Regions from separate parts of the Mus musculus genome. Here region 2 is linked to region 1. Evidence: chromatin loops called from intact Hi-C (ENCODE). Cell type or tissue: left cerebral cortex. All regions are shown on one strand. Each heading gives the region's core, and the rest is flanking DNA. Links, peaks and the distances in the headings are about the cores only.

Region 1 (9,786 bases), core at 1,243-9,242:
ATCCATGCCTGCATACTAACACAGCAATAGGGGCATCATGGGTGTGACTAAGACAGGTTCTGCTCACCGTTCCTACAAGTTTCTTCAGCCACTTCTGCCATCTTCTATTATTAGGCAAAGTACCACTACTGTAAGCCAGGATATTGCAGCATCCTGAGAGCGGGAGTGATGGGTGCTGATCATCAAATCTGCCGCTCCCCAACCCCCTTTAAAGAAAGGCACTCTGCTTTCAAACATCCCATAATGTAAAACATTGTTCTACATCACAATTACTGCCTTTTTATGCCATCTGATTCCCAAAGATGAACCTGAAAACAGGAAGTATTATTTTAAGGATAAGGAAATTGGAAGCCTGAGAGTAATGACATGTTTGCCTTGTCCTAGGCTCACAGCTATTGAGCAGAGAGGGCTGTGCAGTCATAGAGTCCACGCCATCAGAACACCATGGACCCTCAAACTGACCTTGCCTCTAAGCAATCAACCATCTTCGAGATGTCACAGAATCTCTTCCCAAGGTACAAAATAAGATGTCCCAATAATTCTTTTATGCTCAGTATTCACGTGAAAGGGAATTTTAAGAGTAAGTACATAAAAGCACTACTGAGAATAAAGCTTTTTGAATTAGGTGAAATGTTATTTATTCCCTAGGAAAGAATCAATGAAAAGTGTACCCTAGCTGGGCATGGTGGTAAATGCCTTTAATCTCAGCACTTGGGAGGCAGAGGCAAGAAAGAAAGAAAGAAAGAAAGAAAGAAAGAAAGAAAGAAAGAAAGGAAAGGAAAGGAAAGGAAAGGAAAGGAAAGGAAAGGAAAGAAAAGAAAAGAAAAGAAAAGAAAAGAAAAGAAAAGAAAAGAAGGAAAGAAAGAAGGAAAGGGGGAAAGGGGGAAGGGGGAAGGAGGAAAGGAGGAGAGAGAACAAGAGAGAAAGAAGTTTAATTATTGCATTAAAAGAGGAAGGGGAAGGTGATGGCAGAGGAAGGTCAAAGGTAGAGGGAAGTTCAAATTAGGAGCACAGCCTATGTGAGAAACACAAACCAAATGAACAGCTTCCCAGGTTCTCATTAGAGAAGCACAGACTCCTGCAGTGGCGAATTCAAGCAGTGCCCCCTGCTTTTGAGGTGAAGGAGAAGAGCCATTTCCTTCGTTCTGTTTGTTCTACTCATGCTAGGTCAAAAGGGAAGAGAATCCTTGAAACTTCATCCAAGTTGCTCACACCAGGATGGATGGCACTCCATTGTCTAAAAACCTACAATTTTTGCTTCTGGGATCATGCATAAAATATGGTATTAAACACACTAATTCTACTCACAGAATAAGGAGCATGCAAGTAAACCTAGAGGCTGATACTTATCACATACACACTATATGTAAGTACTGCCTTATGTCTTACATCTGTAAAACGGCCAGTCACTGTAATAAGTTCAATTATTATCATTATTATAAGGTAACCTTATAATGTATCGTTTAAATAAATGTTTAAAAAACAAAGGCTTTATTAACTATTAACAATCATGCCAGCACAGGCATGTGCAGACCCTCAGTCATTTGCCCCATTTTTTTTCAAATAAAGAATTAAGGACGAGACAAGGTGAGAAGCCTACCAAGGTCAGAGGCAGGTCGGGGTCAGGGTTCAAGCCCAGGCCGTCAGGTGGTCTGTGTGGGCTACCTCATATAGCATCGTATTTTTGCCACAAATGACTCAGCTGTTCCAGCTGAGGCACATACGCCTTCCTTTCCAGAGTCTTTTCAGGAAAAGGCCTACAACTCATGAAGAACCATGAGTGACTGGGTCACTGATTTTAAAGGACACTGATTAGCTTCACCTGTCCCACATCCCCACTGGGTTTTTTTTTGGGGGGGGGGGGTGAGTGAGAAAGGCTCACTATATTCCAGGCTAGCCTCAAACATTTTATATATGAAAAACTAGAGAAAGTGGTTATGGGAATGAATGAATACACAGGGGCCGGGGAAGTCATCTGACTGCCCTATTTCAGGCTAGTGTCTGGAATGGGGACTTCGTCTTATAAGACTAAGATCTTAATTTTTGGGCTCTCGGCTAACACCAGGACATCAGAACTCCTGAGCTAAGATCACTGGTGTTGGAGAACTGCTGTAGTAAAATAGCACGTGCTTCCTGCCAGGAGAAAACATGTCTACATGTATACACATTGATGTCAGAAGCGGCATCAGATCCAGGTGTGATGACCCACGTCTGTAATAACAGCAGAGACAGGGCAGGAAGCTTTCAAGTGCCGGACCAGCCTGTAACACAGCAAGTTTATGGCCACATGGGGATATATAATACGACTCCCTCCCCATCAGCAAACAAAAAAAAAAAAAAAAAAAAAAAAAAAAAAAAAGAAAGAAAAAAGCAAGGAAAAGGAAAGGGAGAAGTGAAAGGGAGAGGAGAGAAAAAAGAGGAAAAGGAAGAAGAGGCAGCTACAAGAAACAGAAAAAAAAAAAAGACATACTAGCATTTGCCACCTCATTCTACCTGTATTTCTGGTAGCATAACGCAGGCCCCCTGTCAGCAAGGGCTTTGCTCTGTTCAGCACTTCACCATGAGCGTTCACATCTGAGACTGGGGATGTCAATAGACATGTACTGACTCCATGGCAACCACTCTACACTTAAATATCTGTGGAGTAACTGTCCGCCAGTGATTTGGGATTTGGCAAACAAGGGGAGTAAAGCTCAGAAACAAACCAACAAACAAAAGATGGAAAGGATCACTTTAAAATCTTACTTCTGCACAAAGTCAATTTGGTCTTAAACACACTGCAAAGTAGCCAGAGACATCTGCAGGATGAGCTAGACAGAAGTCAGGGCAGTACTGCAAGGACCTGAACCTGGGACCACAGAGCTCTGACCCTCACTCTTGATCTTGAGGTCCTTCATCTGTTAAGTTCAAGTGCTTCAGAGAGGCCTCGGAGGCCCTGCCTCCACTTCCATTCCATGGGAGCTATGCTCTTAGACGGTGCCTTTACCATACCACACTCTCACTGTCTCCAGAGAAACCGTGTATCCATTCTTCCAAAGATGCCAGAAAAGCAACTACAATCTTCTTTTAAATGCCTCATTCAATGGTTTCAACGCAACTCTGGTAAATGAGCGGTAATTTTAAAAATTAAGGATATGAAGAGTCTAAGTGCTAAAAACCAGTCAGCCTAAATACAGAGGCATTTTCCAGCCATTGCTGAAAGAAAACAAGTCACATGGATATCTGTACCAAGGCAACTGCTTTTCCATTGTCTAACGAAAGCAGTACACTGTTCTGTGACAGTGTCTCCTAAGGTATAGGTGCTCCTTCATGCTCAGAAAGCTGGGCTGATCCTGTACATCCAGGTGTACCCAATCCTAATAGATTTGCACTAACATGTATAGAAATGAGTTTCTGTCATTGTAAACAATACATACATCCTTTTCTAAAAGATTTATCTGATTTATATGAGTACACTGTACCTGTCTTCAGACATACCAGAAGAGGGCATCAGATCCAATTACAGATGGTTGTGAGCCACCATGTGGTTGCTGGGAATTGAATTCAAGACCTTGGGAAGAGCAGTCAGTGCTCCTAACCACTGAGCCATCTCTCCAGCCCATGATGCATACATCTTAAAGAAAGGTGACTTCCAGTTGAACCCAAATGAACCATGGAAATCACAGGGTACCAGCTACACTGACTTAACAACCTGCTCCAAAGTCCATCACTTCTACTTCTCAGAATAAGACTGTGAAAGCCCTGGTCCTGCAAGCCAGGTCAGATAGGGTTCTAAGCATCCCTTAAAGTGGAAATGATGAACCATTCCATTTTCCTAGGGACTCAACACATTCTCATGCAACCCCAGTGCTCTGCCTGATACTTCATCAACAACTTAAGGGAGAATATAACAATTAGCTTATACCAAATGGCATTTTAACTTCGACATTATTTTCAAAGAACTACTTAAAGATTTCTGTGATTTTATTTGGACAGTCTGAAAATGCGTAAGTGCTAAGCGCCCAGTGCTGTGAACTGTCTCACTGGATGAGATGCAGTGTTTACTTCCTGTACTGGGTATGAAGTAGAGGCTGCCCACGGGAAGAAGTGTTATTTATAACTACATGCTAACAGATGGCATAGCTCTTCTCCACATCTCTAAAAGGGTCCAGAAAAAATCTCTTCCATGTATTAGATTTCAGAGTAAGGTGTACGCTTGTAGCTTACAAATATTTCTTTTAAACTTTGATTACATTAAAACACTAGTTATAATTAGCATTTATGACATGCTTACTACACACCAGCTTTACACTAAACATTTTCCTCATAGTACCAGGAAAACCTCTCAAGAGACTGGAAAAAAAGACTATTTCTTTGCTTTTTCTAATTCCTCTTACTTACTTAGTGTTTGTGTGTGCACGTATAGTTGAGCAAGGCGGTGACACAGCCTGGGGTGGTAAAGGCACAGTCTAAGAGACCTCCGAGGCCTCTCGGAAGCACTTGAGCTTAACAAGTGAGCGGCCTCAAGACCAAGAGTGAGGATCGGAGCATTGTGGTCCCAGGTCTGGGTCCTTGCAGTTCTTCCCTGACTTCTGTCTAGCTCATCCTGCAGATGTCTCTGGCTACTTGTGTTTAAGACCAAACTGACTTAGTGCTTTTGTAGACATAAGATTTTTAAGTTATCCATTTGGACAGCACACATGGACGTCAGAGGAAAAACTTCAAGAGTCTGTTTTCTTTCCATCCACAATATAAAGATCAAACTCAGCCTATCAGGCTTGATGACAGCAAGCTGACCCTCTGAGCCATCTCCTCGGCCCAGACTACTATTTCTTCACTAACAGACAAAGAAACTGAGTAAATGCATTAAAACCTGCCTCAGTCTATTCAACTAGTGGGTGGCTACACTGGGATCCATCTTTAAAACTAAATTATTCCAAACATCACGCTATACTGCGTCCCTGCACATGACTAAATAAACATGCATTCCTAAGTGCTTAGGTGTGTTCACTTGCTTTTCAAACATCTCCACTGCATGAATTAAAGATGCTATGTCTACAAACGCCCAAAACTTTACACACAAATGGAACATGAGGAGATTTCTGATAAATGTTGCTAAATAAATGAAATACCAACATTGCTCAGTATCTGGGGAGGATTGGACCCAGGACCTCCTGAGGAACTCAAATCCACATCCTTTATGCAAAACAGAGCAGTGTTGGCATATAACATATACATCTTGCTATGTAGTTGGCATCATCTCAAGATTTCATATAATTTCTGACATCACAGACATTACCCAAATCTCTATCATGCTACATTGTTTGAGAAATAATAAGACCAAAAGGTCTGGGCAGTTTTGGGTACAATTTTTCAGGTTAGTTAATGGAACCCTTAGATGCAGAACTTTTTTGATATCAAGGGCTATCTCCATGAACTCACGCCAGAGTGACGTGTGATGTACGTACACATGTATTAAAAATGGGTCCACAGAACCACGTCAAAAAAAAATCACAGTATAACCTGATTAAGAAGAAAAGATAATTTGACTGTTCTATTTTCTCATCAGGCTTTATTTCAGAGCCTTGAGGGAAAGAACAAATGAGTCACTGTGTGGCAGAGGGAAGGCACTACAAGGAAGATACAGAAATGAAGTGACACACTGCTACTTTATCCTTCATTAACAAGTTAGGTGCCAGAGTTAACAACAACAACAAAATCCAAGAATTTGCCACATCGGTAATTTTAATAGTAACCTAGCAGAAGTAAGAGCTGGAGATGGCAGGAAGGCCAGGATTCTATGCAGAATCATAGACACTGCAGACATAACTTATCCCTCCCCTTTGCTTTTGGAAAGAGGTGCTCATGACACAGCAATTCATGCCTCCTAAATCATCTTGCATATTCTTAACACTTCCTGGACTAACATATGTAGCTTGTGACTCAACATTACTACAAAGAAGTAAGTAGCCCTTTGTATTGTGCATTTGAAATAAAGTCCAGTAAACCTGAACAAGTCTGGGGATTGAAAAAGCTGGAATTGAGTCCTGACTACAAATGAGGCTCAAAGGCCAGGTGAAGTCAGCACATCTCTCCACTCCATGAATTACCATGAAAAATGGTTCTGAGAACACAGACCTTCTTTCACACAGTTAGAAAGATTTTAAGGATATGATGTGCGTACATTCGTGTGTGTGTGTGTGTGTGTGTGTGTCTGTGTAGAAAAAGAGAGGTGGGGGAGGGAATGAAGGAGAGATAGAGATAGGCAGACAGACACATAGACAGATGACAGACAGATGGATGAGTGGGTGGGTGGGTGGGTGGATGGATGGATGGATGGATGGATGGATGGACATAGATGGATAGTGCTACAGCACTTACACAGCTGTGCTTAAGAAAGCACTCTAATTCATGGAAACGAAACTTGCATCAAAACAATGCACACCCACTTTGACTTTGACTTTCATTCTCAATAAAAGTACTACACAACTTTATATGATTTTGTTTAAGCCAAAATACAGGGCTTGGTACATGTATAGTGGTAGACTGCTTGCCCAAGCATGCATGAAGTCTTCGGTTATATCTTCAGCAACACATATACAGCAAATCAAAACCGAGTTCACCATCTTCAGCCACATAGAGGAATAGAAGCTATTAGGTCCAAATGAAGTTCCAATTCCAGACCCCAAAAGGCAGTCCAAATATCCAGAAATGGGCTCAACATGGATGTTGGGAGAATTTCTGGTAGTTACATAAAAGCCAGCATTCCTCAGGAACTTGTGAAATCAGTTCCCTATCAAATGGACTCCTTTGCCTTATCACTGGCTGATGGGACAAATGGCTATTTATGGTGCCTAATAACATATTAAAGCAGACCAGACGCTGGCTTACAGGCTCCCTCAGGACAAGTACCTGCAGCACATTTCAATGTCCAGGCTGGCATCTAGCCCTTCTAACCTCCTCCCCTACCTCACACTCCCTCCCCAGAGCTCCTCATTCTCCTTATAACCCTGCAATTCAGTCTGTCTGTCTATCAATCTATCTTTCTTTCTATCTCTCTCTCCCTCCCTCCCTTTCTCCTCTTCCTTCTTCCCTCTTCCTCCCTCTCTCTCCCTCCTTCCTGCTCCTCTCATTCTGTTTTTTCTACTCCCTGCTGGTCTCCCTTCTCTCAGAGCCCAGGCCAGGTCTCATGGCCATGTTTATTTCTATCTCTTTCTGCTCTGGACTTTCCCAGAAGCCTCTAGCTGTTCTCTCATTCATGTTTCTCTCTCTCTCTCTCTCTCTCTCTCTCTCTCTCTCTCTCTCTCTCTCTCTCTCTCTCATATCTACAACAAAAACCTCCCCTTTAACCATTCCAAGGAGCAATTATGTCATTATGTTATACAGAGGTCAGCCTGGACTGCAAACAATCCTATCTCAAACTTAACAAACAAAACCCCAAAAGGATGAACACAAATCTATAAGCTCACATGGAGGCCTGCTTCTAGCTGAAAGAGATGGCAGCTTTCTGCAATGATTCCACTTCGGCTTGATCAGTACTCAAGGAAAAAAAATGTCCACAAGTATGAGTTGATCATATATAAGAAATTATAAATATATATATATATATATATATATATATATATGTCAGAATCTAACATATGCTAATCTGTGTTGACTTGAGAATAATAAAGCAGAGCTCCACCTGCAAATGTACAACAAAAAGTCAGATCTGACAAAGTGTTGAGGCTATGCTACTATTTAAGGCTCAGTCACAAATGAGACATCTATACCAACAGCCTCTGTCTCCCACACCAATGGCTCAAGAAACATGAGCAAACAGAGGACAGAAGATAGTAAGAGCCAGAGGATGAGAAGAGAGCTGTGAGATGCTGCCTTCTGGATGCGACATACTCATGGACTCACTGTAGACACAAGTTGCCTACATAGGACCAAGTCAACAAGACCTCTCAACATTCTAACAGGAAACACCGACTGAACCCACTGGGTTACTGGTGGGAGTGCTCACATGATGGGATGAGGATTAGGAGTGGCCAGGGGGGATGGAAGAGGGGAGTTTGAAATGAACATGGTCAAGATGCATTATTCACATGTATGAAACTGACTAAGAATTTTTAAAAGGCATTCTATTTTTTAAAAATCCATGTATTAGATTTCAGAGTATAGTGTATGCCACGGAGTGGCATGTTGGGTTGACTGAAATATTGAGAAAAACCATCTACCCACTGAAGTCTCAGGAACAAAGAGATGGTCAAGAGGCCCACAGAGATGGCAAGTCTGGTGGAAACAGTCTGGCCCTCAGTACAGTGCTAAGCTGTCAGCCCACTCACCATCCAAACCAAGATAAGACAAAGCAGCCTCAAGCAAATGACCCAAGATCTAAGCCCAAATTCTACCCAGAATTCAATGCCCCGTCCTGTCAGAGTTATAGGCACAACTAAGGGGGTCAGAGGCTCTGGTTATCTTTGTTGGTCCCCACGAGCCTATTTAGGTTCAGAAAGGGACAAAGAAGGCGTAAAACACTTTCAAATGAAAACTGCGTATCTGGGTTTAGGGTCTAGATTCTAGGCGAGGTCTAGGTTAAGGCATTAGTAGGGAGAAATCCACCCAATGCTGTGTGAATGATAAGGTCCACAGTCAGGGCTCAGCATCTGCCGGCCAAGGCCTGTGATGCTGATGTTTGTTTACCTAGCTCACGCCAAGTGCCTAGTGGCGCTGCTCAGCAAACACAGGTAAATACCATGATCTGGCCTATTAAACAAAAGGTGTTTCTGAGGAGAAGAACTGGCAAAAAGAAAACACTCCCACTCAGGGGTACTCAGAAATGGTAATTAGCTCTCATTTGTGAGTGCATTTGCTGAGTGCTGACTATGCTACAGGCATGGGGCTCAGCAGCACTAGTCTTTCTTTTTAATACAAGGACACGATGTTGAAATTTTTGTTCATTTTCTCTCACAGAACAGGAAGCAGAATCAAAGGATTTCATCCTCTTGTCCCAAAACTATTACATCACCCGGTGATACCTGTATGCAGCCCTCCATTTAAATCATTTACAAGCTATCCTGCCAACTGCTAGACGATCAGCTGTACCATCTTCAGTGGTCCTCTACTCTCCCAGTCAAAAGCAAGCAATAGTTGCCCACTTTGCCTGTTCCCTGAGAACAACTTGCTACATCCTTAATGCAATTTACAGACATCTTAGTCAGGCTTTCCACTGCTGTGATAAAACACTGTGACCAAAAGCAACCTGAGGAAGAAAGGGCTGGTTTCACTCATAACTCTCAAGTCATATACATCACCAAGGGAAGTCAGGGTACAAACTCAAGGGAAGACCTGCAGCAGAGGAATGCTGCTCACTGCCTTGTCCCCATGGCCCACTCAGTCTGCTTTCTTTTACAGCCCAGGTCTCCCTGCCCAGGGTGCTGCCAGCCCCAGGGAGCTGGGCCCTTCCACATTAATCATCAATTAGAAAGATTTCCATCCTATCAGCTGGCCTAAAGCCAATCTGATGGAGACATTTCTCAATTGGAGTTTCTCTTTCCAGGAAATTCTAGCTTTTTGTCAAGCTGACAAAACCAACCAGGACAACAGATGAAGGACTAGTAAGCCCAACAAGGGTGAGATGACTCACCTCTGGCCTTGTAGCATTTTAAACTACAAATGGAGACACAGCTTCTGACCTCTATTCCATTGCTTAACTACAGTCATTACTGAGTACAACAGAAAGCGCATTACTGAGAACAACAAAGCACCCACTGGCAAACCCTGCTCTTCTCAGTCAACATTGCTGGCCCAATCAGGTGTCAT
Region 2 (9,786 bases), core at 538-8,537, 59 kb before region 1:
GTGGCTCCCAGTCTCCTAATAGCTGCTAGAAGCAAAACTTAGGACATGAGAGGGCAAGTCCAAGGATTCCTGTAGCTGGGTTTTGAACACACCCAAAAAAGGAAGGACGTACTTCCTTAAGTATCCCTAGGATTCAAGAAACTTCCTTAAGAGTCATGCTCATGTGTAAAGTCCTAGTACTTCGTACTTGTACTTGAGTTTCTGGGGCTTTGATACATATTGTTAATCAGAACAGTTCCAACTTGCAGTTAAAGGTTATCAGGAGCTGCAGTGAAGCAATCAGGACAAACTGGATGTCTGCTGTGTGTCTATAACTGCAGATTAGAAGGACACTTCATGACATACCCCTCTGAAAGATGACGCCCACCCGTTTACCACGATTCAACATTAAGGCCGGTTCATGCTTGCCGAGTTCAAAGACGGATGAAATCATCATGGCCAAGAGGAGTCAAGTTAGAGTGTTTATCTTTCAACATGCTATATGCTGTCTCTACTTCGGCTTCCTTGACAATCACTGCTTATAAATTCTTTCTTTCTTAAGTTTTTTATGGGAAAAAAAAAGATTGAAACCTCTACCTAGGCTGTGGCTTATCGGGCATATTTCCCACTGATGGTGCTGCATTTGTTTCTAACTCTTGCACACGACAGTGCCAGACTGGTAAAGTCCCTTTCTTGTCCTTCATGTTTTTCTGCTGATCCCGAATCCCACTATATGCACATGACTATTAGTGAGGCAGTGTTTGTTGGTAAATGAAGGAAGGCTGGGCAAGGTCAGCTCTCATTCTCTCCATTCAAAGTGACTAAGTGGCCAAGGGTAGGGAAGGAATTCACAGACAGGGTTTTTGTTTGTATGTTTGCAGCGAGAAAGTTTAGCTCCAGGATCTATCTTTTCACTCCCTGCCACAATGCCTGTTTAATTTCTCTTAAATTTATATGCTGCCAGCCCCAATTGTAATTATTTAGATTCTCTCTTCTATTTTCCTTTGTCAGTGAAATAGATTGATTGGATAGGTAGTAAATGGAAGGTAATATTTTTAAAGCAAGTACCACACCCTGAATAGCATTATCTCTCTAGGAGTTTGTGAAAAACACCCCCAATATGAGCATTTTCCCTACGGTAATTGTCCATTCAAAACTTACCAAATCCTTTGCAAGAGTCACGGTGGTAACGTGAGCCTGGCTTTTTGATGTGTTACCAGAACAATCCACGTCCTGCACTGAGAAGCCCCCATAGCTTGGCCCTGTGTTCCTGGCCACAGTTGGAAGTTTTTCAGCCTGAATTGCTGCATAGTTTGTTCCAGTATCTTAATCTCTGTTGGAAAGCTGGTAGTTCCTTGTTGGTTTATATCTCTGACTACATTTTCTAGCGGATTCCTATCACCATTTCCAGCTTCTGTCCTACCTTTACTTGACAGCATAAAACATCCTTCAAACTGACTCTAGCAAACGAAGCGGGGAGATTGCCTCACACAATAGAAAAGTCCAGAAGTGGTCAAGACTCTAATGCTATCTAATAGTCTCATCACTACACTCCCTGTTTGTAGAATAAAAGGTCCGAGCCCACTTCAGGGTTTCAAAGCCCACCAATCTCTGAGCTCAAAAACTCACCAGTCTCTGAACTCAAAATCCCACCAGTCCCAGAGCTTGAAAACCCACCAATTCCCAAGCCTGAACACCCACCAATCCCCCGAGTTCAAAATCCCTGTGCTTGCCTTGAAATCCCACCAGTCCCCACCCTGGAGAACTCTACCCTGTGAGAAGCACTTTAAATAGTCTGCCTTTTGCTCATTCCCCAGCTGCTTCTCGCCAAGCAGAGGTAGCCACTCTCTTACATCTCTCCCAGTAAATCTCTTGTGTGAAGTTTGTTGTGTGGTGTGACTTCGGGCTCTCTACTGCCAAGATACCAATACACTTGTATAGTAGAAACCTTTTGCCCTGAGAGCTGTATCGCTTACACTGTCAAAACTTGTACTTCTCTTTCCAGTGCTTGGCTAGGTAGGAGGTCTTGTCTAAACCGTAAATGTGATACTGAGCGTTCCATGGAGGGATCCTTCTACCTTCTTTGTATCAGTAATCCCCGATTTGGATTCCTTTGTCCTGGCTTAAGTGCTGTGTCTGTTCTCAAACCAAATACTTCCTGGTTCTCTTTAGTTGTTGTTCTCCTCCGGGTTGTTGGTTTTGAGGTGGGGTCGCTTATAGCCTAGGTTAATCAGAAACTGTCTGAAGCCAAGGATAACCTTGAACTTCTATTCCCCTTGCTTCGATATGTGGAATTCTGGGGACAACAACCCTGTGTGCCTCCCCTGGGGTTTATGTAGTACTGGGGATAGAACCCATGGCCTGCTTTATGCTAAACTAACACTCTACCAACTGAGCTTCATTCCCCAATCCAAAAACAAACCCTTGAAAAGAGTTAATGATATTCTATTTAGTCTGGTCAGCTTCTGGAACTATCTGGAACCTTTATCCAACCTCTGAGTCAAGAGAGGAGAGACTTCTAGGAGGAGCTGGGGTGAAAGAAGGGATGCTATGACCAAAGCCCTGCTCGGTCCTTGATGTCCTGTAGGCACAAGCATCCTTCAGGTGTAAGAATTCTTGTGGATAAATTGTATCAGGAAGTGGGGTCCAGATAGACTTTGGACAGTGTTTCAAACTAGATCCATTTCAGTTAAGACCAAGTGGTTCCTCCCAGTTTGTAACTGACTGCCCAGCATCACAATTTAACATGAATAAAATGCCTGATCAATGACCTCAAATTATCTCTGAAAAGATGAAGTACTTTTCCATTATAAAGTTAAATCTCTGAAAAGATGGATAATCACATAATAATATCTTTAATTAGGCATGGTTTTTAAAAGGTTTGGGGGTTTGGGTTTTAGTTTTGATGATAGGAAAGCTTCAACCTAGAACCTTTTGCAGGCCAGGCAAACTCTATCATGGAATTACCTCCCTCCCTCAAAAGATCATTCTTCATTTATAATTATTTTTTAAATAAGTAAAATGTTTTTTGGGTTTTTGTTTTTTGTTTTTTTGTTTTTTTGTTTTTTTGTTTTTTTGTTTTGTTTTGTTTTGTTTTTAGTATTTTTAATAGCCTTTCCTGGAGAAGAAAATGAAAAAAATATGAAGATTAAAGGTTAATAATGTATAATCATCACTGGTATTAATGTCAATGATTATATCTACTTAAACATATATATTTCTTTATTCTGGACTGGTAAAATTGCTCAGTAAGTAGAGACACTTGCTGCCAAACTGAAAAATGATCTAGCAGTCTGTATTGTCTTTTGAAAGATACCTGAAGCTCATTTGGAATTTGTTGCCATTTGTAACCCAAGTATAAAGGATTTCAAATTGTCAGAGAATTTTATCTCTCTCTCTCCTCGCTCCCTTCCCCTCCCCTCCCCTCCCCTCCCCTCCCCTCCCCCCCTCTCTCTCCTCTCTCTCTCTCTCTCTCACACACACCAACCACATTCCTTGCACATGGAAGGAAAACATATAAGAGCATATATAAGAATGTTTCATGGTAAAGTGTGAACTGGGGATGTAGCTCAGCAGTAGAGCGCTTACCTAGTATGTGTGAGGCCCTCGGTGCAATCTTTAGGACAGGAAAAATGAGTAAAATATAACAAAATAGTCTTGAAAATACTTTCTTTAACTTTCTAAGTAGAAATAAACAGCTAATTCTTAGGAACAAAAAAGAAAGATCCTCTTCTGGTTAGAAACGCCAGTCAATAAGACTTGATTTTAAAAGGAATCATCTGTGTCGGGGAAAAGAAAATCATTTTATAGTTCAGTGACTTAATACTGTGCTTTAAAAGACTGTGCTCCTTGAGGAACAAATCAGTTTAAAAATACTCTTCATGAAAGGTTTCACAAGGAGATCATAAAATCTTCATTTTACAGCTACTTCTTAAAACGCCCCAATAACCATTTACATTTCAACGCTGAATCGTCAAAAAGCCAAAAGTGGCTTCTGAGTAAGACAGCACCCGGGTACATTTGATGGACAGGAGCATCTCTTTCATCCCTGTAGGACATCCCTGCACAGCTAAAGTGGTAAGACACAATGCAAGAGGAAGCTCTTTAACTCCCCACCCCCAAATCACTGTCTAAGCAGAAGGCTGGCCTGCCCCCCACCCCAGACTCCCACTCGTCACCTTCTTAATCTTTCACCAGGAATGCCAATCCTCCCCCAGCTCTGTGCTTTTTAAAGTATAGGCTTCTGCACGGAACCGCACAGCTCCACTGAGCCTCCACAGGAAGCGTCACTACATGCTGTTCAGTGTTTCTCTAAAGATGGGCCAGGAGACATCCTGTTAACAAGGCCCCGAGATGGGCAAATCCAAGATTCCTCAGGATCCTATAACATCCTTAACCTCCAAATGAAGAGCCAAGCAGTTCCTGCCTTGCAGAACCACTCTTCTCCAACACAGTGGCAGGCCACTTTACTAAGGGTCAGAATAACAGTCCCCAGGAACTGCCTCCTACAGAAGAATGGTTTGGAAGGACACTGGTGAAATTTCTTTCTTGTGTTTGTACTAGAAAAGTCAGTGTTGCTTTTGGTGGTAAGTTTGTTCCTTGAAGCTAAAGACTTGCATCTAATCATATGCCCTCTTTGAACTAACTGCTTCCAGGTAAAGGCAAGCATCCGGGCTCTTTCTGCTGCCCACTTTCTATGTCTAAGCTCACTGGACAGGTTGATTGCACCTGGGTTAGTCAGCCTTCTGCTACTGTAACAAAATGCCCGAGGTTATCAGCTTAAAAACGTGAAAGGTTGTTGGGCACGATGGCTCACTTCTGTAATCCAAAAATGTTAGTGGCTGAGATGGATTAACAGAAGTTTCACGGCAGCTGAACACTGTCTTACCCCACCACCACCTTCCTCATTTGCTCTCCACCTTCTCTTTCTGAGCTAGGGTCTCTTACTGAAACTCACTGATAGGCTATGCTGGCTAGCTGGTGAGTCCTGGGGCTCCTGCTTCCTCTGTATCTCTAGTGCTAGGATGACAGATGCATGTAGCCATACCAGACTCTTTTTTTACATGTCTGCCAGGGAATCAGAGCCAGGTCCCCGTGCTTGTGTGGCAAGAGTCTACCAACTGAGCCATCTCCCCAGCCCTAAGAGACACTTTAAGCTTCAGGGTTTAAAATTATGCTTCTTAACAGCTGTAAGGAAATCGTTACAGCAGCAGGCTTTCCAACAGATTTCAGATTTGAGACTTTAATCTTCATATTTTATAAATGTAATGTTTTGAAAATTCAGGTACATACAAAACACCAAGAAATGTTTCCAAATTTTCCCTTTGTCATTTAATAAGAAGAGAATTTCTTTACATGTATCTGATACATCTGTAATTTATATATTGATACCTATTTAATACATTGCATCTTATAATTATTTCTGTGATTGATTTAACATTTATGACTTCCTAACCCAGAATTACTCATAATGAACCTATGTATGTACATACATTATCAGATAAAGCTAAAAAGAGTAATAAGCTAAGAATAAAATATTGAATTTCATACAGACATCGCATTCGGTAAGTTTTGGTCAAAGTGCTTGAGAATAAACGACTGTGAGTGCTCAGGCCTACACGGAACATTTCATCAATCCTCCCACCCATGCCAAGGCTCAGGGAACAGCACAGAGAGGAGGCGGGGAAGGCAGCAGAGCTGGAGGGTGCGGAGGAGCTCGGTGCAATGCCGTCCTGTGGACGTCACATGGCTGTTGCACTCAGGAACTCACAGCAGCTGTGGTTACCTGTGAAGACTTACACAAGATCAAGCCAACTAACCAGCATGGATGGGGAGGTGACTCGTGAGACGCCTCCCCTAACTTTGGCAGTCTTGGCAGATGACAGCTGCTGAAAGAAAGAAAAACATTCCTTGGGGTGTGGCCACGGACAGGTTGTCCATGGTCCAAGGGACAGCCCCACATAGTGCACAGTGGGTAGCACTAAACTGACTTAGCTTTTTAAAAAGAAAAAAAGGGCGTGAAGATGAGAGGTGGGTGCGTTGTGTGGGGTAGGGGCTCTATGATCCTGTTCCATCATAAACACACACGCAATTCTCAAAGAAGAAAAAAATGAAATTTCAGTTCCTGATACTAAGAACTATGAGGGAAACAAAGCAAGCTTTAAAGATTTCAATTCCTTATTATAGAAAAAAAAAATCCTATTATTTTTATTCCTGTAAGACCACAAAACTTTGAATTTTGGAAGGGAATTTGTGGGACTGGAGAGAGGTCTCTGGGCTTCAGAGACCTTGCTGTATCTGCAGAGGACTCGAGTTCAGTTTGCAGCACTCTTGTCGGGCAGCTCATAACCTGTGACTTCAGCTCCAGAGGATCAAATGTCCTCTTCCGACCTCTATGGGTATCTACACACATGTAACATACACAGACACACACATTCACATGAGTAAAAATCAAAACAAATCCTTAAAACTTAATTTCTGTAAGTAAGAAAGGATCTTCTAGGGTAATGTTTCAGTGTTGTGTTCTTGCAGGCTTGTCTTGTCATATTTCATATGTGCTGGAATTTGAAAGTATCCCCATTAATAGCTGTACATACATTACTTCCATATGAAATATATGAATATTTCATATACCACTCTAACCAGTGTTACTAATTTTTGCAGTATACTCCTGATCATGTTGCTGGACCTGGAGCAGACATTGACCCCACACAAATAACCTTCCCTGGATGTGCTTGCATCGAAACTCCATGTGTCCCTGGCACTTGCTCTTGTCTTCGCCATGAGAATAACTACGATGACAATTTATGCCTTAGGGATGTGGGATCCGAAGGAAAGTACGCCAAGCCAGTTTTTGAATGCAATGTTCTGTGCCAGTGTGGCATGCGCTGCAGAAATAGGGTGGTCCAGAATGGCCTACACTTCCTTCTCCAGGTGTTCCAGACAGAGAAAAAAGGCTGGGGACTTCGGACTTTGGAATTTATACCCAAGGGAAGATTTGTCTGTGAGTATGCTGGGGAGGTGTTAGGATTCTCTGAAGTGCAAAGAAGAATTCACCTACAAACATCACATGACTCAAATTACATCATCGCTGTCAGAGAACACATTTACAGTGGACAGATCATGGAAACATTTGTCGACCCTACCTACATAGGAAATATTGGGAGATTCCTCAACCATTCTTGTGAACCAAATCTGTTGATGATTCCTGTCCGAATTGACTCAATGGTACCCAAGCTGGCACTTTTCGCAGCCAAAGATATTTTGCCAGGAGAAGAACTCTCTTACGACTATTCAGGAAGATTCCTTAACCAAGTAAGTAGTAAAGACAAAGAAAAGATAGACTGTAGCCCACCACGAAAGCCTTGTTACTGTGGGGCCCAGTCATGCACCACTTTCCTGCCCTATGACAGTTCACTATATATGGCCCCTTAGAAAATCCAGGCACCAGTTAGGAAAGGAGATCCTACCTGCCGGCCCCTTTGCAGACAGAAATCAGAGGGAGCCAAGCATTAAGTGATAAAATACCATCTGGGTTCGTCTCCTACAAGCAAACTACTCTCAAGGGAAGGCTACCTCATAGTCCGCATCTTGTTCATCCCTGTAAGACAAGGGGTTGCCCAGCCCTGCCAGGTTCCCACATTCAACTCAGCAATTTGGCCCAGATAGAATGTCCATCAATACACTCTCTCCCAGAATACTTGTCTTTGTAGCTAAGTGTGGGTAAGTGGGTATGTTGTAACTAACAGGATACAAGCAAACAGGATGAATCCTTGGGCATCGTCCTTGTATTTCTTCTTGGAAACCAGAAGTCAGACCTGATGGCTGGAGTTGGAACAGCCATCCTAAAGCCAGGACGACCCTGGCAAAGGGTCATTCAGAGCAAATCAACAAGGTATCTGGCACTGGAGAAAAATACTGCTAGTCCTGACTGGATGGATGCCTCTGCACTTGTAGGTGAGGAGCCTACAATGTTAAGCTACTGCTGCCTCACATTTGAGCAAACCTCATGTATGATTCAGCAAGACCTCAGCCTTGCTTTTTGGCTAGTCTTGCCGGCAATAAAGCTGTCTTCTATCTATTTGACTCCCGATCTTATTACTTGTTTGGCTCTAAACATGAATTCAGAAGGATGGCTGTTAAGTTTACCTGCTAAATCTTATTAATCACTGACAGTAATGAAGCACAACCATTGATTTCCATTTCTAGTCAGGTCAAGAGAGGAAGCCTATTGTAAAGGTTTTGCTATCCTCTTGGCGCTGTTGCAGGGCTTGTGAAGTTAGGTTTCAAAACCTCCAACAGCCTCACTCCTTCATTTATTAGGAACACAAGAATAACCCTGTCAACACTATAGAAGCAAGTGGGCGTTTCATAATTCCATTTAAAGTTGTGAAGCGACAAAGGCTTCTAACTTCTAGCTGGCCTTGTTAAAGAAGGATAATAGAAAAACATAGTCAGCTGCAGTCTGGAGAGTATAGCCCAGTGGTGGAGCACCTGCCTAGCATGCAGAAGCTCCGGATTCCAGCATGTGTACCACATATGAATAAATAGACAGCTCTTTGAAATATCAGGTTCATTCTATGGATATTCTGTGGAAATTAAATATCTTAAAAGGCAAATACTCAGTCATGTATATTATTAGTAAAAAGAAATCAATTTCTGCAGTACATATAAACCATACTACAAGAAGGCTCTGGGCTTTAAAAAGAGATTTCTATTATTTATAACATCCTATTCCAGTGTAATAACCTAAGTGTTAATTGCCCATTAGGGAAAAAAAAACTATGTGATTTATCTCAGTAAAGGTGCTGTGAGTATATCAGAGTGTATGATCTCACAGCTTCAGAAATTATTCCCTGGGAATGAGATAATAGACTGTACATAAAATGTCCCAAGGTTCAAGGGTACATTGTCAAAATTTGCCTCCAAACTAATTTCTCTCTGAGAAATAATCAAATCTTTCCAGTACTTAAATTTCTTGGGGCAAGGGAGAGCCTATTTTTCATAAGTCAGCTTGTATCTCTCACTCCAAAAAATGGTTCTTTTTGTTATACTGTTACTAAAGGACCTAAACTACATAAGAAGCAAGAAGGAAATCTTTGGGGGAGGGGGAAATTTTGGCTCACTATCTGGCTAAGCAGTCCTTTGCTGCTTTTCAGCTGCACGCTACTGAACATCTCCATCTTGACTGGGGTGTATTCACAAAGGGCAATCTGCTCAGACACATCAGCACCCAGCCCTGTGGCACTTCAGCCACAGGGAAAACTGAATACAAGAAACCTGAGATTGTGTTTGTGTGTGTGTGTGTGTGTGTGTGTGTGTGTGTGTGTGTGTGTGTGTTCATTGTCTTGTTACTTTCTATTGCTCTGATAAAACACCCTGACTAAGGCAACTTCTAAAAGAAAGTTGGACTTACGTTTCCAATGAGAGGCCATGATGGCAAAGAGGTGGCAGCAGGAACAGTGGAGAGCTCACATCTTGATCTGCAAGCACAAGACAGAGAAAACTGAGAATAGCATGAGTCTTTGAAGCCCCAATGCCCACTCTCAGTGACACACCTCCTCCAACAAGGCTATTCCTCCTTGTCCTTCCCTAACAGCAACTGGAAACCAAGTATTCAACTATACGATTTGGGGTCATTCTTAACTTAAACTGACGCAGCCTCATGTACTTTCTTACTCTTAAATAAAAGAAACTCCTGAAAACCATAGTCCTAAGGTTAAAGCTGAAGCCTATAAGTCTGATGCTTATACTTGTCAGAGAAAAATATGTAAAAATATTTAAAAGATTTAAGGATCCTGATTGACT

The links. Hi-C counts contacts between places; a loop is a spot of excess contacts. Peaks named below come from ENCODE experiments on the same cell type or tissue, not always from the same donor. Only the 100,000 strongest peaks of a DNase experiment are listed, where the experiment ranks them.
Region 2: a loop joins it to region 1, with 5 times the contacts of the local background. A loop is called at or near these places in 3 of 42 quality-filtered maps.

Annotation. Positions count from the first base shown.
Region 1 is chr6:108,126,880-108,136,665 of GRCm38, forward strand. The region is part of intron 7 of Sumf1 (sulfatase modifying factor 1); the gene reads right to left. Among named protein-coding and RNA genes, the nearest start is that of Sumf1, 54 kb to the right of the region's middle. In left cerebral cortex, for the core only: a CTCF peak has its summit at 5,596; DNase peaks (open chromatin) are centred at 4,062, 4,469, 5,661 and 5,808; H3K27ac peaks cover 2,223 bases.
Region 2 is chr6:108,069,064-108,078,849 of GRCm38, forward strand. Setmar (SET domain without mariner transposase fusion) reads left to right here. Exons shown (of 2, transcript NM_178391.4): 2 at 6,643-8,064. The coding sequence ends at 7,413. Among named protein-coding and RNA genes, the nearest start is that of Setmar, 8.9 kb to the left of the region's middle. In left cerebral cortex, for the core only: no CTCF peak of the experiment used is centred there; DNase peaks (open chromatin) are centred at 4,170, 5,065 and 5,713; H3K27ac peaks cover 3,552 bases.